Linked DNA regions of Homo sapiens: regions 2, 3, 4, 5 and 6 are each linked to region 1. A link is an interaction called in ENCODE POLR2A ChIA-PET data of the cell type or tissue named here. Cell type or tissue: MCF 10A. All regions are shown on one strand. Region 1 has its middle 87 kb from the start of AREG. Region 2 overlaps EREG (epiregulin). Region 3 has its middle 29 kb from the start of AREG. Region 4 overlaps AREG (amphiregulin). Region 5 holds the start of AREG (amphiregulin). Region 6 overlaps AREG (amphiregulin).

What was found. ChIA-PET counts read pairs that join two places held together with the same protein. Peaks named below come from ENCODE experiments on the same cell type or tissue, not always from the same donor. Only the 100,000 strongest peaks of a DNase experiment are listed, where the experiment ranks them.
Region 2: POLR2A ChIA-PET joins it to region 1 with 16 read pairs; 5 of 35 experiments call an interaction of 5 or more read pairs at or near these places.
Region 3: POLR2A ChIA-PET joins it to region 1 with 28 read pairs; 2 of 35 experiments call an interaction of 5 or more read pairs at or near these places.
Region 4: POLR2A ChIA-PET joins it to region 1 with 34 read pairs; 3 of 35 experiments call an interaction of 5 or more read pairs at or near these places.
Region 5: POLR2A ChIA-PET joins it to region 1 with 27 read pairs; 3 of 35 experiments call an interaction of 5 or more read pairs at or near these places.
Region 6: POLR2A ChIA-PET joins it to region 1 with 26 read pairs; 3 of 35 experiments call an interaction of 5 or more read pairs at or near these places.

What each region holds. Positions count from the first base shown.
Region 1 is chr4:74,530,330-74,534,329 of GRCh38, forward strand. No RefSeq gene overlaps it. Among named protein-coding and RNA genes, the nearest start is that of AREG, 87 kb to the left of the region's middle. RefSeq lists enhancers at 1,563-1,857, 1,603-1,897. In MCF 10A, a CTCF peak has its summit at 1,708 (motif pointing left); a DNase peak (open chromatin) is centred at 1,722.
Region 2 is chr4:74,372,968-74,376,967 of GRCh38, forward strand. All of the region lies in intron 1 of EREG (epiregulin), which reads left to right. Among named protein-coding and RNA genes, the nearest start is that of EREG, 9.8 kb to the left of the region's middle. RefSeq lists an enhancer at 1,211-2,410. In MCF 10A, no CTCF peak of the experiment used is centred here; DNase peaks (open chromatin) are centred at 1,754 and 3,024.
Region 3 is chr4:74,471,752-74,475,751 of GRCh38, forward strand. No RefSeq gene overlaps it. Among named protein-coding and RNA genes, the nearest start is that of AREG, 29 kb to the left of the region's middle. In MCF 10A, no CTCF peak of the experiment used is centred here; a DNase peak (open chromatin) is centred at 1,580.
Region 4 is chr4:74,454,423-74,458,422 of GRCh38, forward strand. It overlaps AREG (amphiregulin), which reads left to right. Exons shown (of 6, transcript NM_001657.4): 6 at 337-583. Among named protein-coding and RNA genes, the nearest start is that of AREG, 11 kb to the left of the region's middle. In MCF 10A, no CTCF peak of the experiment used is centred here; DNase peaks (open chromatin) are centred at 1,989, 2,109 and 2,739.
Region 5 is chr4:74,443,011-74,447,010 of GRCh38, forward strand. It overlaps AREG (amphiregulin), which reads left to right and starts at 2,126. Exons shown (of 6, transcript NM_001657.4): 1 at 2,126-2,396; 2 at 3,524-3,772. The coding sequence starts at 2,336. RefSeq lists a silencer at 3,393-3,593. In MCF 10A, CTCF peaks have their summits at 2,533 and 2,740; DNase peaks (open chromatin) are centred at 2,021 and 2,501.
Region 6 is chr4:74,449,061-74,453,060 of GRCh38, forward strand. It overlaps AREG (amphiregulin), which reads left to right. Exons shown (of 6, transcript NM_001657.4): 3 at 1-188; 4 at 1,320-1,472; 5 at 3,484-3,595. The coding sequence ends at 3,577. Among named protein-coding and RNA genes, the nearest start is that of AREG, 5.9 kb to the left of the region's middle. In MCF 10A, no CTCF peak of the experiment used is centred here; a DNase peak (open chromatin) is centred at 2,281.

The DNA.
Region 1 (4,000 bases):
TTAGTCAAGCCAAACAAATTAGGCCTATTCCCTGCTAGGAACAAGTGCTACATGGCCCCGTGGCACCTCCCACACCCCTGTGACTTTTCTGAAGTAAGCTTCAGGAACTTATTTCCATCTTCATTTTATTATCTTATTGTCTAACAAGCCCTTCTGTCTTCTCCACTGCAGAAGCCACAGTAAGGAGGAATTAAAGTAAAATCACCAGTGGCTCACACCTGTAATCCCAGCACTTTGGGAGGCTGAGGCAGGTGGATCACAGTGTCAGGAGATCGAGACCACCTTGTTTAACATGGTGAAACCCTGTGTCTTCTAAAAATACAAAAAATTAGCCATGTGTGGTGGTGGGGGCCTGTAGTCCCAGCTACTTGGGAGACTGAGGCAGGAGAATCACTTGAATCAAGGAGGCGGAGGTTGCAGTGAGCCGAGATTGCGTTATTGCACTCCAGCCTGGGTGACAGAGTGAGACTCTGTCTCAAAACAAAACAAAACAAAAAAGTAGAATCACAATCCATCACAATTTCTGTTTAAGTCCTAATGTCATAGGCACAGGCAGTTCATAGTAGGCATAGATTTTTACTCTTAACATGTGATAATATGAAGGGACAAGAGAGAGGTGCAAAAATATCAGCCCCAACAGTTTGTGTCAATGTCTCATTGTTAAAAGCTTAGGCCTAGACATCTATTGAATGTTTGCCATGGCCCAGGCATTATGCCATGAGTTAAGGATAGAAAATGAATATGTTCCTCTTAAAGTACGAAAATTCTGCACACTGCACAGCAATCTGTTTTGCTCTGCCTCAGAGTTTACCTGTCTGAAGCATTATTATTGTTAGCTGTACCTTGTCTGGCTCTCACTTTCCTGGTGGTAACCTTGGGTGAGTGCCATTCATGACTGCTGAAAAAAACACAAATAAGTGATTGGGTACCTGGCAATACAGTGCACCTCATCGGCCATTAGACAGATATCGATTTGACCCTTTCCAACAGAGAGGCCATCCTTGGAGAACAGCACTAGAAAGTCTTTAAGGAGGACAGATGAAATGACTGAGTTAGAGCCTGAGGCATCATCCAGAATAAGACGCCCGCACTGGAGGAGAGCTCAGGCCCTGGTCCTGAATGTCTGGGTCTCTAAGAATAGCAGCTACAAGAGAAGGAGGAGAGCTCTCACAGGGTAGAGGAAGGTACTGAAGACAATCTCACCTAGTTTACAGCAATGTCACAGTGCCACCTTATTTATGAATATCTGTGCTGTAAATACAATTAAAAATAGTTCATGAAGAAGACAAATATTTCCATCTTAACTTCCCATAAAATAAAATACAGACATTTTAGGAGAGATACCTTGGCTTATCAGTGAAAATAGAAGTTCTCCAAATGGGGTCAACGAGTGGATTGATCACAGCATTTGACATTTGGTATTTGAAGCTAGCAATACTTTTATTTCTGGCATTTAATAATTTTTTTTTCATTTGTGGCTCAAATTTACTTTTTTATCTGTTTATAAGAGAATATACACTTTCTGGAGCTCTTCTCTCCTGAACAAAGGTAAGCAGCAGATCCAAAAAATGTGAATGTTTCTCCTGGGAAGGCGTGGATTTCTGCTTTGGACATCGTTCTGAAACCTGAGATTTTTGCAAAGCCAACTCAATTCATCAGGACCACAGCTAACCACTCACCCTGCTGTTCATTTCGGACTTAGAAAGAAGGCTGTCACTCTCGAACACACTGCCATCTTTTGACCATGAGAAGTATCACAAAGAGAAAAAGAAAGACCTTGTTACTGGTTACTTGCATCAGTCTACTAAATGGAAGCAATGTTGATGCAACGACCCACTCTACTGTTGTTAGTTCTTTGGAATTTATAAGACAAAACAAGATAAAGTGAAATGGAGCAGTGCTTCATGAATTTGCTAACAAATAATTCACTTTCCAGCAATTTGAGCCCACACCAGGGACTCCATTGTTGAATCTGTTAATATATTAACATTACTACAACACCTTTCTTGTTTTCATTGTGTGTATGATGCTATAAAACAGAAATGTACAATATAATTTTCCCAAGGGACATATGTTTTTGGAGTCTTACAGCTCATTACATCAGATACATGTGCTATTCATGCAACAGATATTTTTGAGTATTTACTACACGCCAAGCTGTGTTCTAAATGGTGGAGATGCAGAGGTGAACAAGACAGATATGATATCTGCCCTCAGGGATGTGACAGTTTACTGTGAGCATTGGACATACGGGAGAAAGGCTAATTTGAAAAAGCATAAGATGACTTAAGAGTAAGAAGTTAATTTAAATCAATATCAAAGTTTGCCTCCTGAAGAGATGCCATTTAAGTGAGGACCAGAAGGAGGACCGAAAGTTAGCAAGATCAAAGTAGAAGAAGGTAGCAGGGGATGCTTTCTAGAAAAATGAGTCAATCTGTGTAGATACAGCATGAAACATGAGCTAATGGATTATCAAATGAGTTCTTGATTTACATAAGATGCCTCAAACTAATATTTAAAATTTACATTTTTATCTCCTAAAATATAATATCGAACATAGTGCATAAGCATAGTTATGGGAGGTGGTGGTTAAAGCATAGGGCTTTGAAGTTTCAGGGACTTGAATTCAAATCCAATTAGCTCTACAACTTTAAGCAATTTACTTATCAGAGACTATTTATCTCTAAAATGGGAATGATTAAATCAAAATTTGCTAATATCTTATCATGTTTCAAATGAGTAAATATATTTAACAGCCTAGCTCAGAGTCACACAGAATGCAGGTACTCAATAAATAACACATTGTCTTTTCATCTTAATTTCTTGGGGATTCTAACTTTAGAAGGCTCATTCTCCTATTGCAGGTTTCCTGTCTTTAGAAGGCTCAGTCAATCACCATTATGAACATATTGTTTAAAGGGCCATTTTGATTACAGTTTTGTGAATAGTGTGTGGCCACATATGATGCCTCATTAATTCCCTAAAATTTATTGTAAATAAAATTGTTTGAGTGCACAGCTCTAGCACATGATTGGCCAGGCTGTATTTGTTACTCATGGAACAAAGTTAAAACAAAATGGAAAGATGGGTATGTCCTTAAATAACTGAAAGTTTCTGCTTTAATTGTCCAGAACTAGTCCAATTCACTTAATAATTATACTCCTCAGTTAGCCTTAACTATGTAGAACTGGTCATAGATTGCTCCCCAAATAGCTCAAAGGTATGTGAGGTGAGGAGCAGAGCTAGTACTTCTAACCTATATTAGAATATCTTGATATGTTTGTAATCTTGTCATTCTTATCTTATAGATATACACACAATTTACCAATCCCAAAATATGATAATGTCATTTTTAAAACACGGCGATAGCCCATTACAAGCTAAGTCCATTTTATAAAATTTAAATGTTTTTCATTAAATAGTACTCTTGTATTGAGACATTAAAATGTTAAAGCTGGAAGAGATCTTAGCAATTATCTGGTATATTCTATGTTATCTGGTAAATTCATATTTAATATGTTCTACAGATTAAAAAACTAAGGCACACACGGTAGCTTTTCCTAGAGCTAGTGGATATTGGGGATTCTCATGCAGAGGTCCTGGCTCCCAAATCGATGTATTTTCTACCGGTTTACACTGTACCCACATTACACACTGGTAATCTATATATAGGGTAGCTGTTTCATCTGAAACAAATGTTATAAAATATAATTGATTAAAATAGATTCTAAAATAGCATTATTTTTCTAAGTATTAATAATAATTTAAGTAGTGCTTTTGCATTCCCAACTAGAATAATTTTTACCAAGTACTCCTTCAAATAACACTGAGAGGTAGATCGTTAAGCATTAGTTCATTCAACAAATATTTACTGAGCATCTGGAGTTTGTAAGACACCATATTAAGTCACTGATTCCTATCCTATTTTATTAACCAAGTTACAGAAAGGGGAAAGGGAATGTTTACAGGAACAAGTCATCAAACACCTTTGCTCAGTTTC
Region 2 (4,000 bases), 160 kb before region 1:
TGGCTAATTTTTTTTTTTTTTTTTTTTTTTTTGGTATTTTGGTTTCACCATGTTGGCCAGGATGGTCTCGATCTCTTGACCTCATGATCCACCAGCCTCAGCCTCCCAAAGTGCTGGGTTGTACTCTTTACATAAGAGTTGGTATGTATTCTCCTGCATTCTGGAAATACTTCCGTTATGAACAAGATATACATCTTTAAATTCATATTTAGTGCAAAATAGATAATTCCCTTATATTTTGACTCACTGATTCTTTATTTGACTAGCTTTAAGTATAGCATTGTATGATAATATGTAAGCGAAATATATTAGCATTTGAAGTATGATTTAGAAATGACTACCTAAATTGGAAAGTATAACTTAATGCTTATGACTAGAAACACATGGCATATTAATATTTTTGCTACTTGTCAAGGAAGATTCTATGGCTATTTTTCAAAACTCAAAATTAAAATAATTACTTATTTTTAACCTGTTATATTAACCTTGGGTTTCATATGTTTTATCTCAAATTGCTATAGACCGTTTTTACCTTAGGTCTTAATGAAGTGCAGTTACAAAGCTAACATTAAAAATATATAGGAATAGAATTATTACTGGCAGAAGGCAAGGTTAGTTTTCTATAGATTTATATATATGTGTGTATATATGTGAGTGTATATATATATTTATATATAAGTAATATATGTATATATGTGTTCATATATATTTATATATAAGTAATATTTATAAGTATATATGTATGTATATATATAAGTATATACGTGTGCGTATATATATCTATACACACACACACACACACACACATATATATACTCTCTGAAAAGTAGGTTGCTACTAGAAGGTGCTGACAGTCTTTTCAGTATCTGATGTGATAATGAGTTTTAGAGTTATTTTGACCAAGGTGAAGCAAGAGCTTATCAAATAGTGGAATTAAATTTAAAACAAAAAGACATCCAAAAACAGTGAAGGCATATTCACTCCTTAAAAGCACACAAGATCCAACAAGCCTATTACGTTATAGACAAATTCTAAAATCACAGACTGCCATGGAAGATGGTAGAAAATGAACAGTCTGAGTAGGTTGGCATGTGACCACAGCAAAAGTGTGAACAAAGAGGATTTTGCTATGTGTTTGGGCTGGACAAATGCTATGATTCTGCACAAGTTTGCTTTTCTGGTCTAAATAGCCTAAAAGGTTAAACTGGGAAAATGAGATGCATTTCTTTTATTCTGTAATCTATCTGATTTTAATTTGGATCATTTTTATTTTCTTGATTGTTTTCCAGAATAGTCATTTTACCCTAAGATTTGCAATTATTTTGCTGACTTGGCTTGGTCATCCAGTCACCAAATCCTAGCCTCCTCTGTACTGGCCTCCTTCTGGATGAGCCCTCAGTGCAATCCTTAGGAAGCAAGGTAAATCCAGGCACAATGGCTCAAGCCTGTAATCCTAGCATTTTTGGAGGCCAACATGGGAGGATCATTGAGCCCAGGGATTCGAGGCTGCAGTGAGCAGTGATTGCACCACTGCACTCCAGTCTGGGCAAATGAGTAAGAGCCTCGAAAAACAAAATAAATATAAATAAAAATGAAGCAAGGTCAAAATAAACCGTATGCAATAGGAAGTACATTTTCTACATCTGGCATTTTGTCTGACTGTTGGGCAACCACTTCTTAGTGCTCCAGGGCCCACGACATTTACTGCTATTGCCATTCCTATGATGGCACTCAACCTCTCCCACGCGCGGTCCCCAATATTGTGTAAGGGTGTAGGCTCGGTCCTGACTCACAGGGAAGAGGCGATTTGTATCCTCTGAGTCACTGGCACCACTTCCTGCTGGCACATCTGAGATTTCACTGAAACATAATCTGAAAAATGAAGGCAGAGAGATATATAGGTGAGGTTCACATTCCTAAAACCCATTTGGAAATTTGATAGAAACAATGACCTCTGAATGCATTTCCATTTTTGCAGCTGTATTGTAAAAGAAGCGCCAACTGCCAATTTTGAGTTTACAGATCATCTGTGTTATATCACCTGGCAAGAAATTCCTCTGTATCTTAGTTACCAATGCCACCAGACAAGAAATGCCACCAGATCTGTTTTTTTGACATAGATACTATCTAAAATATTTAGTATCGTAGTGAATTATTTGCTTAGGAAGAATCTACTGTCAAGAATGAAAAAGCCAAATATAGTATTTGAGGTCCAATCATAGAGAAATTATGTTCAAACAACACTAAGGTCATGAAAAGCCTGACATTAAGGAAATATATGCATGCTTTAGCATTTATTCCCTCCCTGTATGACTCATTAAAGTAATGACTAGCGATTCTTTTTTTTTTTTTTTTTTTTTTTTTTTTTTGAGAGGGAGTCTTCCTCTGTCGCCCAGGCTGGAGTGCAGTGGCGCGATCTCCGCTCCCTGCAAGCTCCGCCTCCTGGGTTCAAGCCATTCTCCTGCCTCAGCCGCCTGAGTAGCTGGGACTACAGGCGCCCGCCACCATGCCTGGCTAATTTTTTTTTTTTTTTTTGTATTTTTAATAGAGACGGGGTTTTACCGTGTTAGCCAGGATGGTCTCGATATCCTGACCTCGTGATCCGCACGCCTCGGCCTCCCAAAGTGCTGGGATTACAGGCGTGAGCCACCGCGCCCGGCCTGACCAGCGATTCTTAAGGTTAACAGGATAGTGGATGTAATATTTCTCTGGAGATAGATTTTTTATTCATTGGATCGCATTCACTCTTCTACCCTAGTTTGCAAGTGTTTGGGAGCAGACGCATATTGCAGGAACATTTGAGAACCACTATTTTAAAGCAATAGTGCTGTGCAGATGGACATGACTTAGAATTAATTTTGCTGTTTTCTTGGCCACATCCATCCATGATGGAATTGCAGTTATACACTTTAATTTGAAAGGAACATTTAAAATTATATACGATTCCACCTGTAAAATATCCTGCTGTAGGATTAATGCAGCAAGTCTCACAGAAACTATCCTGAGCGATGGACTGTGTCCAAGGGAGCGTCACGAGTAAGGAAAGTCCAGTCTTTGTGGAGGCACACCCTGGGCTGAACATTCTTTAATTAACAAAGACAAACATTTCACCTGTGGCCTGAACAACTGGAACAAAGTTTCCAACGGTGGAAAAACTAACAACTACTAAAAACCTTTAAAAAAGAAGACTAACAGCAACACTCCAAAGTAAGTTGGATTCTATAATAGTTGCAGGTTGCAATTGGAGGCAATTCCAAGCAGGAAAGGTTAGGCTTTAGTTTATGCAAAGGATAGAGAAACTAGCTTCAAATGTGCATTTTTTTCCCCCTGGCTAGCATTTTCCTGGAGGGAGAATTGGTAATGTCTCCTCCAAAGCTTTCCTCAGTTGAAGAAATATGTAGGAATAGGAATGTCAAGGATGTAAGCACGTGCAACTAAAACTCCAATTTGTACCGAGGAAACTGTATTAGTTAAAGGATTTCATTCTTCAGTAGTGAAAGTATGGTGAAATTATTATTGGGATATAAAACAAAATTGACTTGAATGAGAATCTAGCTTATCCTCCATAAAAAGCTTAGTGAAATAGTTTTCAACTCTGTTCAACTGACAATGAAATCTAGGCTTTAGCTATTTCTTTGTCATTCAACAAAAATATATTTTTTGTAGTTCCACAAGAGCAATTGAAGCAGCATTTATATTGTAGAAAAAGCATGGAGTGGGGAGGGGATAATTCTGAACTTTAAAGACAACAGAATTTTCAAATTGTTGAAGAACAGGAGACTTGATTTCAAAAGATAAATTTGTAACTCTTCTCTTCTGTGGTCACAAGTGATCTTAGACAAGACATTTAATTTAAATACACTGAGGGTATTTGAGACTAATAACTACTTCACAGAATTAAGTGTGAAATTTGATATATGAAGTTATACATTATGATGCTGATGCCGATGTGTAATTTACTTTTCAGAACCCAAAAATATACAATCGGCTTAACAGATAC
Region 3 (4,000 bases), 59 kb before region 1:
AACTATAAACTAATGCTTGTTGCTCACTGTGTGGTGGGGACACTTGAGAGTTTGTTAGGAGCACAGGATCTGAGACCCCAATGCAGATGTAATGAATCTGCATTTGAACACAATCTCCAGGAGAATACTGTTCACATTTTGTTTGAGAACCACTGCTAACACAGCTGTCTGAGAAATGGGCTGTGGAGACTCACAGGAAGAAACTGCTATGGGTTGAATTGAAAAGACCATAAATTTTAAAAAAGTTAAACTTCTAAAATATTGTTTGAAAGTATTCAAATAAAGGTGTTATCTCATACAAAACATATACCCTCCTACTATATCTTGCTATGTTAGGTTAGGCAGAACAATACATTGATTGAAACTTGAAAAATTCTGGAAAACAGAATTAACAAACAGCACACCATGAGGTGACACTGAGTATGTCTTTAGTGAATTGATATAAATAAGCAATAATCAATAAGTAATGATGAAACTGAATTGAGTTGACTGCTAAGGAGCCAATTTAAATCAGATATGAAAACTTTCTTGTTTGTTCACAGCTTAGAATAATAAAGTAAGTTACATTCGTGGAGGATAAACCATATTCCAGGCACTTCTCTATATGTATTATCTTATTTAGTCATTATTATACTATGAGTAGGTGTAATTATTCCCTGTCTACAGATGAGGAGGAAGATTAGGCTGTAGAGGACTTAAGCAATTTAAGCAAGATACCATAGCTAACAATAATGGTAAAGCTGAGCACTGTACCTTGCAATCTAATCCCAGAACATGTGTCTTTAGCAACTACATACTGCCATCCATGAGAAAGGAATCAAAATGCCCAGCCTAGCACCATAGTGGAGGGAAGTTTGGCTCAAAAGAATATACTCCAAGACCATATAGAGTGCAAAATAGCCTTTTTAGCAAAAAACTCACTGGCGATTCAGCTGACACAGAGTATTGTTTCTGTGACTATGTTCTAGGTAGTTTTTTAGAGGTGTAGCCCTTGTATTTATCCACTGGCATTGGCCTTTGGGTTCATGTGTTGAAATGGCCCTCCTCGGCTCCCCCACTATATCTTCATCATTGTTTGCTTCTGGCAATATTGGTTTAGCATCTTCTGAGCAATTGATGGATGGCTGGTTTATTTTTCTTCAAAAGGCCTTGCTGTTGGGATAGCTTAGAGGTCTTATCCCCACTTTCTGTTGCCCAGAATATTCCTGTCTGCAGGTATGTCATCCTACGAGTTATCACCATTGATAGAATCCCAGCACACAAATTTGTCATATGCAACATAATATCATGTCACAAAATGTCATATTCCTTACTTTAAGGAATTCAAGGAATTAAGCATTCTTTTCCAGGCACTACTTTTGACTCTTCTTCCAGCATAGGACCCCATTTAGCTAATATTTTGAATATATCTTCTTAGGGCACTCTACTTGCTAGACTTAGGTTGAGCACTTCCTTTCAAGGGACTAGGTCCTTTGTGAAGTGCGGATAACTTCCTTTCTGAGCACGGGTACATTTCTTTACTCTCAGATCAAGTTGTTCTATTCATAGGCATGTCAGATCTTTCATAATCAGAGCCGTGCTGACTAAGCCATGCTGGAATTCAGTCAGGGAAAAGAGAATCAGCTGAAATGAAGTTGCTCCAAGGGGGTTGGACGAGATGAATATTGACTGCAGGAAGCAGGGTCTGGGAGAAACTTGGCCTCTAGATTCAGGTCTAGTCTCTATATCCCTGTCCATGTCTCTGTTAGGAAATGATGGGTAGGACTGAGAAACTTTGGGACATTTATTGCTCTCAGCAAGCCAAGAACCCAGGGCCATAAGCAAAGACTTGAGCTGAGGCAGGTTAGATGAGGGCATGTTGCCCTGTTTTAACAACCTGTCAACAACTTAAGGGGAATTACAGAACATTTTGTCTGTTTGTTTAAATTTTTTTTCAGAAAAGATGCTATCTTTGAGAGTGCTTGAGCTTTTTCTCCAGGACCTCTTCATTTCTCCACATATTTTTTCTTCAGAGATGGCCTCTCCTTTCCAGGTTACCCCGCTTACCTCAGGCTTGGGCTGTTTTCTCCTCTTGGAGGTCACCACATCACTCTAATTTTCTTCTGTGACAATCTGTCCATACATCTTAGTGTTAGGATGGCATCTCAACCAACATTTCCCTAACAGAACTCATTACCTTTATTCCTCAACCTGCTGTGCTTCTAATTTACATTTATTGCTTAAAACATCTCCCTCTCTCTTCTCCTTTCTTTACTGAATATCTAATAGTACTGAATCTACCTGAATAAAACTTCTTACATTGGTTGGTTTTCTATTTTTCATTCTCTGCTATTACTTAGCTCTAATTAGCACTTGTTTAAACAGTTGCAAAGCCTTTCTTTCATGAATTTCCTGCATTTCAACAGTTCATTACTTTCCTCTCCCATTAATGTTTCATAGAATTGCCTGATTAATATTACTGGAACAAATCACTGGTCATATAATTTTGCTCTTTAAATATCCAATGTCATTATTCTCTTTTATTTCCTAAATGACCACCCATTCCTGCATACTCATTATTCCCTGGAAACATGAAGTGGACACATAATCCTGGGAGTAGCTTCCAATATTACTTCTGAGATGCACCCTTTCTTTTCCTATAGATGAGATCCCCTGTCTATTCCCCTCACTACCACTGCTCAGCAACTTCTACATAGTAGGGAGTTTTTAAGCACATTAAGTTTGTGAGTCAAGGCCAAGTTCCCATCCTCAGCTACCTCCATGTGTTTAGGATGATCTGGCTCCCAGAATCAAAACACTGCTCCTTACTCAGTACTCAAGCATGCCTACAAGTTCCTCTTTTAAAAGACGGTTTTCCAAGACAAGTCTAGTCTATAACAGTAGTACTGGATCGATGTGAGGAATTAACCTCAGCCCATCTATCCAGCAATCTTCTAAGGTGTCTTACCACGATTTCTATTTTAATAAGAGACCCAGAAATATTCTTGGCACCTTTATCCCTCCCCTTCCCTCCAGGAAATGCTGTCATTGAGGTACTGACCAGCCCAGATGTAGTGTTCCCACACTGTCAGGCAATGAATCATGAAAGGAACCAAAAAAGTTTTTCTGCAGTCACACTCCAACTGGAGCCTTGTGCATACATCCAAGCCTATTAGTATCATAGTTAACCATTAATTATATCAATAACATGAAATCGATGAGCTGCCACAGGAGGAAATGCATTCCTAAAGCAGGAGGGTGGGTATAGAAAGTGTGGGTGAGAAGATGGGGAGAGAGAAAAATCCTGTGATCTTTATGGTTTTATATATGTAATTAAGGCTCCTTTAAATCTGGGCAACTTGGCAGCTTAGGTTGATCTCTTTACCTTGCCAACTAAAATGTTCTGTAATTCCCCTTAAGTTGTTGACAGGTTGTTAAAACAGGGCAACATGCCCTCATCTAACCTGCCTCAGCTCAAGTCTTTGCTTATGGCCCTGGGTTCTTGGCTTTGCCAGGAGAAGGTGTGGCTTTGGGAGAGTGCACCAAGTTCACAATCTTGCAGTCATTGTATACAAGGCATCAAGGAGGCTGTGCTCCTGTGCATGAGTACAATAAGCAGGGCCTGGCACTGGTAGGTCAGAGGCATGCCGTCTTTAAACCTGATAAAGTTCATGAGACTGCAAAAAGAATATTAGAGAGGAAAAAAGAAAAAGAGGTCAGAGGCTCTGTGAGCTATGATTTCTCTATTTGGGTGCATTTATATATGCTTGTACAGCAAATGTCACTCTGGACTGGGAGCTGTACAACTCCAGCAGGTTTGGCTGTGGTCCAGTCATCATTTAATTTGAGAATTTGTAGTGATGGCTTAATGAGCTCTGTTGATGAAATGGTAATGGGTTTGCTGCAATAAAATTGGGGTCAATATGACAATCTTTTGAACATAAACATGCCAGCAAAGAAGAGAAAAGGAAGAATTAAAATTGCTTTATTTATTTTCTAAACAAAACTAAACAAGAGCCAT
Region 4 (4,000 bases), 76 kb before region 1:
ATTATGTCCACTGCATAGATTTGGTTAGGAAAACTATTTCTCATGACTGCTGTTGCATTTTTATTAAGCAGAATTTGATGCAACAGATTTGAGCATATGTGGACTTCTACTGAACTAGGTGTATAATCAAAGCAAGTGTGAAAGAGGAACTCAAGCCGAAGTAAGAGTTGGTCTCTGAAAAATCTTAGCATTTCTCAAACGATGTACTAGAAAACAACTGACAGAAATTCTGATTCCTGATTATGCTTTAAAGTTTCTTAAAGCTCTGCTGGAATTGAGCTTATCTGTAACATTTTGTTTTATTTTATTATTTTATTTTATTTTATTTTCTCACAGGATATCACATTGGAGTCACTGCCAAGTCATAGCCATAAATGATGAGTCGGTCCTCTTTCCAGTGGATCATAAGACAATGGACCCTTTTTGTTATGATGGTTTTAAACTTTCAATTGTCACTTTTTATGCTATTTCTGTATATAAAGGTGCACGAAGGTAAAAAGTATTTTTTCAAGTTGTAAATAATTTATTTAATATTTAATGGAAGTGTATTTATTTTACAGCTCATTAAACTTTTTTAACCAAACAGATTGAGAGTTTGAATATTAGTTCTGATATTGCAAGACTCCAGTGTACTTTTCTCCTAACAGTTGGTTGATCATTTAAAAAGGCTTTTCTCTCTCTTTTTACTGTCTTTATGTTGATTTTTAAAACTCATTTTTTATTAGATGACATTCTTCATGGGAGAATTATAATCTAGAGTCACATAGTTCTCCCACAAACATGAGTGTTTATAATAATAATCCCAAATTGGTCTTACTTATCCAATGTAGAACTTATACCAAGTGCTGTTAATTATAAAAGCATCTAGAATCAAGATAAGGTGCTACCTCTCTGTTACAGTGCACCTAGATTATTATAAAAGAAAGCAAACTCACTGCCCATCACTATGACCATCATAGACAATGAGAGAAAAATAAGTTTGAATATTACAAGAGTGACATTTTAAGAGAACTAGGAAGTATTTACATTTGAGACTTCTTTCCCTAATATCAAGACATGAATGTATGAGGTATCTAAAACCCACTCCTTCTTTCCCTCCTCTTGTTACTATTTTCTTACAGTATTGTATTTTAAACAAATGTGTGTGTATTGGTGGTGGATGCTCTTTCAAGAACGCTAAGGTTACGGGATGCCTCGCAGTTTGATGTCTGGCTGATGAACTAAGTTGCCTACTTACAAAACAAAACAACCTTTATGATATGTGTATGGGGAATATTACCAGCAATCATCTCACGGAAGAGAAATTCATGAATGAAAGGTGCATTAAGCATCAACACCTTCATATGTCTCTGGCATATTATCCACCAGATCCTTGCCCAGTGATCATCTAACCAATGAGCTCCCAGCCTCAGCTATACCTTATCACTACTTGAAAAGTTTTAAATGTCTAAGCTCCTAGACTCCCCTCCCAGAGCCTCCCATTTCAATGGACTAGAGTGAGTTGTTGGTATTAACATTTTTAAAAGATCCCTAGATATTTCCTATATGCAACTAGTGTTGAGCCTCATCCTAGTTCACTAAATATTTATTGCAGGTGATTCAAGTATAGTGTAAGACAGAAAAGCTCTGCCTTCAAGACATTTACCACCTAGTTAGCAGGAGGTGGTATGTTTTCTCAATGCAGTGCAGTAAATAACTGGCTGAGGTGTGCAGCAGGAATCCCTAGGATAGCTCCCAGGAAGCTATCACCTAGCTCAGCCTGAATGAGTCAGGGAGGGCTTCCTGGAGAGATGCTACCTGAAACTTTTTTGAAGGATGAATAGGAGTTATGGAAACGAGATTGTTATAGGCATAAGCAAAATTACAAAATCACCAAACAATATGACCTGAAAGAGAAAATACAGAAAATCATTCAGTATCAACCTATGAAGTCAAAAGAGGATCTAAGGAAGCTGGGTGGTGAGGGCAGGGTCACACTGTAGGCCATGGAAAGCAATGGGAAATCAGGGTACAAACTTGATCAGATTTGCATTCCAGATAGGTCATCAGACCACAGTGCTGGGGAGGGATTTTAGCCAAGCCAAAGGTCAGAAGATAGGCTTAGAAGCAATTGAGCTATTCCAGGTGGGATGTAAAGAACATCTGAAGCTAAGAAGGGAAACTTTTGATTTGAAGTTTTATAAAAACACAAAAACGTAGCAGGGGGCAATGAAGTGCACCTGTAGTCTTAGCTACTTGCCAGGCTGAGTCGGGTGGAAAGCTTGAGCCCAGGAGTTCAAGGCTGTAGTGTGTTATGATCACACCTGTGAATAGCTACTGCACTCCAGCCTTGGAAACATTGCAAGACCTCATATCTGAAAAAAGCAAAACAAACAAAAACAACAACAAAAAAAGATTATTTATTATAGAAACAAAGCTGAAAGTAATGAGATAATGGAAGAAGAGAATAAATCTGGGATCACTCTCAGATTCCTGGCTTCAATGGCTAGGTGGCTGGTGAAATGATTTAAAGTAAGGAATCCTTGAACTGGCTTGTTCTATATTTTAGAAGGGAAACATAGCTTTTCACTTATTGACTGAAGAATGGCTCTTCTCTATTTTGTAAAGTCATCGTTTTAAATTTGTAACAGATTTACGAGGAAATAACTATCAGCCTGGCCAGTTAGTCAACTGAATCAACCCTGATCCTTACCTCACATGTGAGACTGAACATAGGGAAGAAAAAGAGAAGGCCTACAAGTGTGATAATGAATTCTGCTTTGGATCGGTGGAGTTTGAGGTGCTGGAAGGCATCCAGTAAGCAGTTAGATACACAAGAAGTTCATGGAGAAAAAAAAACTTGTAGATTGAGAGTTATCAAAATATATTTGGTAACAAAAGCCACGTAAGCGCTCAAGATTACCAAAGGAGGCTATAATAAGTCAGAAGAAATATGTGTGTTGACAATTTTTGCCAGTGGTCACCACTGTGAAGGTTCTAGGCTTGCTATCCCATATACTTTTCTAGCCCTTAAAACAAAAGTTTATGAAGTCATTACAGTGGAGTAGAAGGGAAAACACTATTACCTTAAAAATAATAATAAATCTCAAATTTATTGAGTAGTTTGGTATCCCATAGACTCTTCTAAGTGCTTTACAAGTGGTAACTCATCTACTTTTTTAGAGGCTAGATACATTTTATAAATAAGTAAAGTGAGGCTCAGAGAGATTAAGAAACTTGACCACGGTCACATAGCTAATAAATGACAGTGTCAGGTCTCTGGCTACAGAGTTGGTCCACTTAGACTCCTCTCTCTACTCCTCCTATAGTCAAGGTGTTTGTTTTGGGTTTGGAGAATTCTATATGTATGTTCGTTTAGCATGGTTTTGACTGCCATTCATTTATAAAATATTTAAATAGCTGGTTTATCTCTTTAAGACCCAAATAAGGTGGTATTGTATTTTATGTACCTGTGCTATAGCCACAAAATTTCCTCATCATCTCCTAAAATACAACTGAGCTCTTACTTATGTGCACACACAGAATGAAAAACAGAGACAATGATATATCAACCAAATAAATATTGGAATTAAAGCTGGATACTGCTCATTAGCCACCCCACTTTCTGAAAAGGCTGTTTTTTAATTGGTTAGATATCATCTACATATGTGTGTTTTGCTTAAGTTAAAGGCAATTTATGAAATGCTGGTTAGGTTAGACTACAACATTCCTTCTTGGAGGCAAACTCAATTAATTCCAGGATGTGATAAATAACATTCAGTTTTTCATTTTCCCCTGTTCATGATCTCAGAAGCTAAAAGTCTGGAGTCAAAGTTAATTTTAGATGACTAGGCAGGTTAAATGAGTGTGTATCAACAACCTTTGTTTTCTCTTCCCTGGGTATCTCCAGCACTGTGGCACTTTGGGAGAGGAGCATGCTATTATCATAGCCAGGTCCTCAAGAGATCCTCATTTTGTGAATTTATCTCAGAGAACAGCAAAATATTTTCCTTATTTGTCT
Region 5 (4,000 bases), 87 kb before region 1:
TCAAAACATCATGTCATATACTACAAATATGAAGTTACTTGTCAATCAAAAAAAAAAAGAAGAAAAGAGAAGAACAGGCCTAGAACAGAAATGAAGCCTATGGGAGCATAAAGGTGCAACAGTGTAGACCAACTGCGTGAGCTCCAAACAAAGTCTCCAAAAGAATCTTTTGAAATCTTTGGGCAAGTCTCTCAATCTCTCTGAATCACAATTGCCTCATCCACCAGAACAGATAACAGTGCAGGCCCCTACTTCACTTTGGAATGGGCATGACACTTTTCTAGCCTTATTTCCCATACTTGGTCATACCCTCACATCAGGTCTTTATTCCATGTAAAAGATTTGCTGGGAAGGCCTTTGAGGGGCCTCTTCATCTTTCCACAGAGCTTTCCATTAAACAGAGGCAAAATTAAACCATGTCCTTTTTTTCCATGGCACTCTGAACCCTTCTCATCATGTGATCTATTAGAATTACTTATCTATGTATCTGGCCCACACCACTGAGCTCCTGGTGAACCTATACTGCTCCCCTTCATAAAATATAAAGCAGGTGGCTCACACAAAATACACTCTCAACAAATGTGGAATAGAAGGCATGATTCATGATTATTTCATTCTACTAAATGCATGATATTATTTGGACTACGCACTGTGATATACCATTAAAAATAAGTGATTTTTAAAAAAAAATTTCCAGAATTAGGACAGATGCACTGTGACTCACGTTATTATTATTATTATTATTATTATTATTATTATTATTATTATTTTGAGTCGGAGTCTTGCTCTATCACCCATGATGGAGTACAGTGGCATGACCTTGGCTCACTGCAACGTCTGCCTCCCGGGTTCAAGGGAGTCTCCTGCCTCAGCCCACCCGAGTAGCTGGGACTACAGGCGCGCGCCATCACGCCCAGCTAATTTCCTTTGTATTTTTAGTAAAGATGGGGTTTTGCCATCTTGGCCAGGCTGCTCTCGAACTCCTGACCTCAGGTGATCCACCCGCCTCGGCTTCCCAAAGTGCTGGGATTACAGGCATGAGCCACTGCGCCTGGCCTGACCTACATTCTTAAAAGGGCTGTGTTACTGAAACAATCAGGAAAGAATCATATCTCCAGGTGAAGGAAAATGAACAATGCTTTTTCTCTTCCTCAAGTCAAGAAAAATCCAGTTCTTTAGTTGACAGTACATCCAAGTTAGTCAAATTAAGTAGCTTCCTGTCTCCGCTTCATTTTATCTACTTGTCATGATTAAATATCCTACTAGGTTGTAAGTGGGCCCTCAACGCTGACCTTTTTATCTTGGGATTTGAGAGGCACAGTCTAGAGCACTACTCTTCACCTAAATGCCAGTATGCCACCAGTAGAAATTATCCTTTAGGCTAAATATTGTTCTTCCCAGAAACCCTCTTTTCAAGGATCAGTTTAAACCTAAATTCATCAGAGAGGAAAACAGCAGATTTCAGAGTCAGATGAAGAATTCATATCCACCTGGCTTTGAACATTATCGGCTGTGAGATGGTGTAGGTAAAATTTTAAGTGCATAATTTGGCAATAATAAATCATCAATAAATATTAATGTTGATGAGGCCCCTGGGCCACATAAAGAAATAGGGAGTGAGGGGATTTGAAATTCTGGCCACTTCACAGAAATGGGTGGGAAGGGGCTCTTGATTGAGATAGAAGCCCATCCTACATGAAGCAATTCCTCATTGAGTTCTCTCGTCCTTTATCCTTGTTGGAAACATCAGGCAAAGTCACTCTTGGTCTTAAAGTACTTTTACATCTAAATACGGAACTCTTCTATTTAATCCCTGTCTGTTGTAGATGTTAAGTATACAAAGAGGTTGTCAGAGTTTGAAACATCTGGACTTCTGTCAGGTACTAGCTCCGGAACTCCAGTCCTGCTCGCCCTCAAAAACGGCTTGCAGCTAGAGGTTTAAGTTCCACTTCCTCTCAGCGAATCCTTACGCACGAGGGAGGCGGGGCGTGTGTCCTCCGCGCGTGGTTTTCGGGTAGCACCTTCTGGGGCGCCGCCTGCCTCCACCCACGGCCGGGCCTTGACGTCATGGGCTGCGGCCCCCTCCCGGCTGAGCCTATAAAGCGGCAGGTGCGCGCCGCCCTACAGACGTTCGCACACCTGGGTGCCAGCGCCCCAGAGGTCCCGGGACAGCCCGAGGCGCCGCGCCCGCCGCCCCGAGCTCCCCAAGCCTTCGAGAGCGGCGCACACTCCCGGTCTCCACTCGCTCTTCCAACACCCGCTCGTTTTGGCGGCAGCTCGTGTCCCAGAGACCGAGTTGCCCCAGAGACCGAGACGCCGCCGCTGCGAAGGACCAATGAGAGCCCCGCTGCTACCGCCGGCGCCGGTGGTGCTGTCGCTCTTGATACTCGGCTCAGGTGAGGATTCACCGGCGCTGAACTGCTGGGCTCTCCTCCCATGGCAGGTTTTGCCTCTTGAGTTTGGCTCTTGCTTCTCTAAAAATCGCCCTTTAGTTCCCCCGACCCTGCGCCGCAGGAGGTGATCACTGTAGCTCCCTCCCTAGGAGGAAAAGAGAAGGGCAGATGTCTCAAACGTCCAGGACAAGGTGTCCCAGAGAATCGCTGTACTTTTTCTTTAGTTCAGCTGAGAAGACGGGAGAGATCATTTGAACCTAACCCTTCGTTTCACAGATTAAAAGATTAAAAAGACCAAGATCTAGAGAGGTGAAGTGATTTCCGCAGATATTGGACCCAGCAGTGTTTGCTGCCTCCTGCCTAATTCTCCATCTCTGTCTAGTGATTTCTTCTTTACCTTCCTAGAGGGACTTAGAGTATCCCGGCGAGAGGTTAAAAGCACCACTCTGATGCTGTTTTATTGAGACCTAAGAAAAAGCAAGATAAAGCAGTGGCTTAACTCTGGGCCCCAAATCTTACTTAGTACTCAGTTTATTGTCTATGTAGTAATAATAATAATGATAATGAAAAATGACAATAATAATCGATATAATTAACCACTGTTTATATTATTTTAAAAGATTATCTTTTAAAAATATCTTTTAAAAATATGAACACATCTTTTAAAAATATGAACACATCTTTTAAAAATATCTTTTAAAAATATGAACACATCTGAAGAAAATCTGATATTTGTATCTAAAACCTACCGAAATAGGCCAGGATGGCATTCTAGCAAAAAAAGAAATGCATTTGGAATGTGAAGTGATGGGAATTTTTAGACATTACCCATCAAGTAATTGTATTAGATTAATTTGCCAATTTGGCGGGATTTTTTTGATGTGGAAATTAATGTGGATTATCTGTGGAAAAGAAAAACTTCAGAAAAGCACTTCTGTAATTGGGACAGCTGAATTTGCTTGCTGGCAAAAATGTAAAGTTTCTTTCATAGAAATGACTCAATCACAAACAATAGCACATGTGCAATAACTGCTTTGATGTCAAAAGATAAACTTTTCTACCTAACACAGCTGACTCGAAAGGCACCCTACTTTACCTTTTCTTTTCTTCCTTTATTCCCTCCCCTGCAGGCCATTATGCTGCTGGATTGGACCTCAATGACACCTACTCTGGGAAGCGTGAACCATTTTCTGGGGACCACAGTGCTGATGGATTTGAGGTTACCTCAAGAAGTGAGATGTCTTCAGGGAGTGAGATTTCCCCTGTGAGTGAAATGCCTTCTAGTAGTGAACCGTCCTCGGGAGCCGACTATGACTACTCAGAAGAGTATGATAACGAACCACAAATACCTGGCTATATTGTCGATGATTCAGTCAGAGGTGAGTAGGGGATAAAGCAAAAATATGGCCTGTGAGATGTGGGTTTATATGAGCAAAGCTGCTTCAGAAGTAAAGCTGCTCCCCAGATTTTCTAGTGGCTTTATTGTATATCTGTTGGATAGCCCCTAGGTAAACTGTGACAAAAAGAACCATAATGTGGGCACATCCTATATGGCCAGAGTGATCATAAATGGTGTATGTCTCATTTTTAAACCTAATCTTCACAAT
Region 6 (4,000 bases), 81 kb before region 1:
AAGCCCCCCCAAAACAAGACGGAAAGTGAAAATACTTCAGATAAACCCAAAAGAAAGAAAAAGGGAGGCAAAAATGGAAAAAATAGAAGAAACAGAAAGAAGAAAAATCCATGTAATGCAGAATTTCAAAATTTCTGCATTCACGGAGAATGCAAATATATAGAGCACCTGGAAGCAGTAACATGCAAGTAAGTTTTCCTAAAGCATATAGAATTTTGTATTTCTAGCACCATGTCTGAAACCCCTAACTGCAGGAAACCATTTATTTTTCCAATGTATAAACCAAGGGTCAGTAAACTTTTTGTTAAAGCACCAGATAGTAAATATTATAGGCTTAGTGGGCCAAGATTGTTACATGTACTTAAACAACGAATTAAAGTGTAACCATTTAAAAATGTAAAATTGGTGGGTGCAGTGGTTCACACCTGTATTCCCAGCACTTTGGGGGGCCGAGGTGGGCAGATCCCTTGAGCCCAAGAGTTTGAGACCAGCCTGGGCAACATGGGGTGAAACCCCATCTCTACAAAAAATACAAAAAAGTTTAGCTGAGTACAATGGTGACAGCCTGTAGTCCCAGCAGTCTGGGAGGCTGAGGTAGCAGAATTAATTGCTTGAGCTCAGGAGGTTGAGACTGCAGTGAGCCGTGATCGCACCACTACACTCCAGCCTGGGAGACAGAGCGAGGCCCTGTCTCAAAACAAAACAAAACAAAAATGTAAAAACTATTCTTAGCTTGCAGGTTGTTTAACAAAACAAAAAAGCAGCAAATGGCTGGATTTGATCCATGGGCTGTAGTTTCCTGACCCCTGGTATAAACCATTATTTTTTGTGCATGCTCCTGCTTGCTCTCTCTCTCTCTCTCTCTCTCTCTCTTTCTTTCTATATATATATGTATGTGTGTGTGTATGCATTTTTTAAAAACTCCTTTAAAAAAGGACCTAAAGGTAATTTTTGCATAATCTTTCACATTGTTTTAACCTCCTCCCCGCTTACCTCCCACAAGCAGCTAGCACATTAAATAATATTGGAATGTATCAACTGCATAACAAATCACTGAACTCATCAGTTGGTCATAAAAGAAACACAAAGAATGACAAGGCGTGTCTTCTTGAACTATCACACCCAAACTAATCTCAACTTGTTCTTATACTAATAGATCCTTAGTTAGAATGCATTCTGTGTCTCATTATTTAAAATACGAGTATATGGCATAACTTTTTTAATGTTGGAATTAAATGGTTCTTTATGATCTGGAGAATAAGCTTAAAACACACCGCACGTTTTTGTGATTATAATTTTTAAATGTGAATTGCTTGCAGATGTCAGCAAGAATATTTCGGTGAACGGTGTGGGGAAAAGTCCATGAAAACTCACAGCATGATTGACAGTAGTTTATCAAAAATTGCATTAGCAGCCATAGCTGCCTTTATGTCTGCTGTGATCCTCACAGCTGTTGCTGTTATTACAGTCCAGTAAGTATGACATAACTTACAAATTCTTAATAAAATAATGGGAGGTTAATTTTTTCAGTATTTCTCTCATACTCTACTCTGGTATTTTAGATGAATTATTATATTGTCACTTGATCTTTGGTTTATATTTTTATATTTTATTGACAAATATCACAGAAAGTGGTCAATGTTTATGACTTGTGGCCACCATTGAAATTTAACATGTAAAGCCCTTTTATAGAAGATCTAGAAATTTTTTGAACTTAAGTAATTGAAGGTTTTATTTCATGTTATTTTTCTACTCATGGTTACTTTAGAATCTCAGAAAATATTTATATCTACTGTGAAATCCTATGCTTCATCAAGCCTCAGGAGCTAATTAAGACCTGTTTATAGGAGGTTCGTAGTATCAGACATACTGCTTTGATACTAAAAACGACAAAGAACTACAAATCATCAGCAGTAAAGAATAGATATGTTTTCTGCTCATATTAGAATGCAAAATTCTGAGTTAGGAATATTATAACATGGTACTAATTTACTTAGAGCTTATGCTTATTTTGTTACTATCGAATATGAGAACTCAATTATTAAAAATAAATTTCCATCATAAGACATGGCATAGCAAGCAAGGACAATTCTATTACTGTTTCACTCCAGCGTATCTTCCCTGTGCTCATAATAACAGATCACACACTTCACTTCATGGCCAGTAAATGTTAGGACTAGACTGTCCCAGGTAGTAGGCACTGATGGGTGCATCAAAATGGCATTGTCTGTCAAACAGAAGTCACTGAATAAGGGAAGTTGGGGGAGGACATGAATGGCTCTGTGATGACTCATGTGCTACTAGAGCTTGGGAAAAGCAAGGGACTCATTCTTCTAATTTTAGGTCTTGGTAAATAACTTTAACAGCTATCCACTTGTGTACATGATCTACCACGACTACCATTCAGGAAACAAGGGGTTATCTTCTGCCATTGTTGACAATTATTTTAAATTTAGATGAGATCATCATAACATGACACATAAAAATTGTTTCATCATGCATATCAAGTTTGATATGTAGCTTAAATTTATTTTGCACACACTAGAATTTGTCCTGGTTTTCTAGTACCTCAAGGCAGATATGCAAAGGTGTTTAGGAGACATACTCTCAGACAAACCATTATTATTTTAAAGGATAGAACAAAACAATCGCTAGTTAAGGAAGATGTTTTGTAATAATTAAACTTGTAATTATTTGACTTGAAATATTTAATCATTTTTTGGGAAAGAATGGATAGATTTTGTTAATGTTAGCACTCTTAAAATTAAGCAGTGGCTTTTTTCCCCGTGTCTCCCATATTCTCCTTGTGTTTGAAACATAAAACAAACACTAAACCTAAGCAAAAGTTGCTGGGTTTGTTTTCATAATTGAGGTGAGTTTTTCCCTCAACTATTACAATAAAAGAAAACTTTTTATGATTTTAATGATAATGTTTTGTGGTGGGTTAAAGACCTCCTAACAACAGGGGGTTTTTATACAACAACAAGAAGTTTTTAAATAATTGAGTTTTTAAAGTGGAAAGCAGCAGTAAATTAAACTAGAAGGATATATTTTATACCTAGAAATAAATAAAGCTCAACTTGTTTTGTAAGCCTGTTTCAAAAATATTTAATCATTTAATTTGTGCAAGTATAGAGTTCTCCTATGGCAAAACTATACCATCATCTTCTCCAATTGTGCATGGCAGCTGTACTAAGTTCTGCAAAAACAAGACATATGGATGTGTTTCATACCTTCTCAGAATTGGTATATCAAGACACATTTAAATATAAGCCCTCTGGAAATGGATTTATATACAGTCAACATAAATACCCCCTTAGAAATTGGTAATATTTTATAGCCAGGTTTAGGTTTAGTGTCAAGTATAGTGATTGCTGGTCTATCACTACTCATGAAGTGGAACCCCCTCTACTCATAAAAACCCCAATCAAACATATAGATGAATAGAACCTTGATAACATTAGAATGCCTTGTTCTCTGAAGGCTTAGAAGACAATACGTCAGGAAATATGAAGGAGAAGCTGAGGAACGAAAGAAACTTCGACAAGAGAATGGAAATGTACATGCTATAGCATAACTGAAGATAAAATTACAGGTTTGAGTTTTAAAATATATCTTTAGATCATATCCTATAATTTTGAAAAATTTAACACTATATAATCTCAAGAAAAATATGGAATGTGTTCTTAATTATATATACACTATGAACAATGGCTATGTTAAAGTATTATTCTTTGAGTATAAGATGGAATTCAATGTTGAGAATAGACTACGTGTTTAATAAGTATTATTAGGGATATAAATATAAGAGACACTGGTCCAGTTCTCAAAGAAGTTATTGTTTAGTAGATAGGAAAAAAATGTAAGAAACCAGAATACTAGGGATGTAAAATAAATGTCATGAGAAAGGAACCAATGGAGTATGAGAAGTTTCCAGTGAAAAACAGAAAGAATCCAGTAGAATTTATTTAGGGAAGAGGAAAAGATGTGTTCGGGGTGG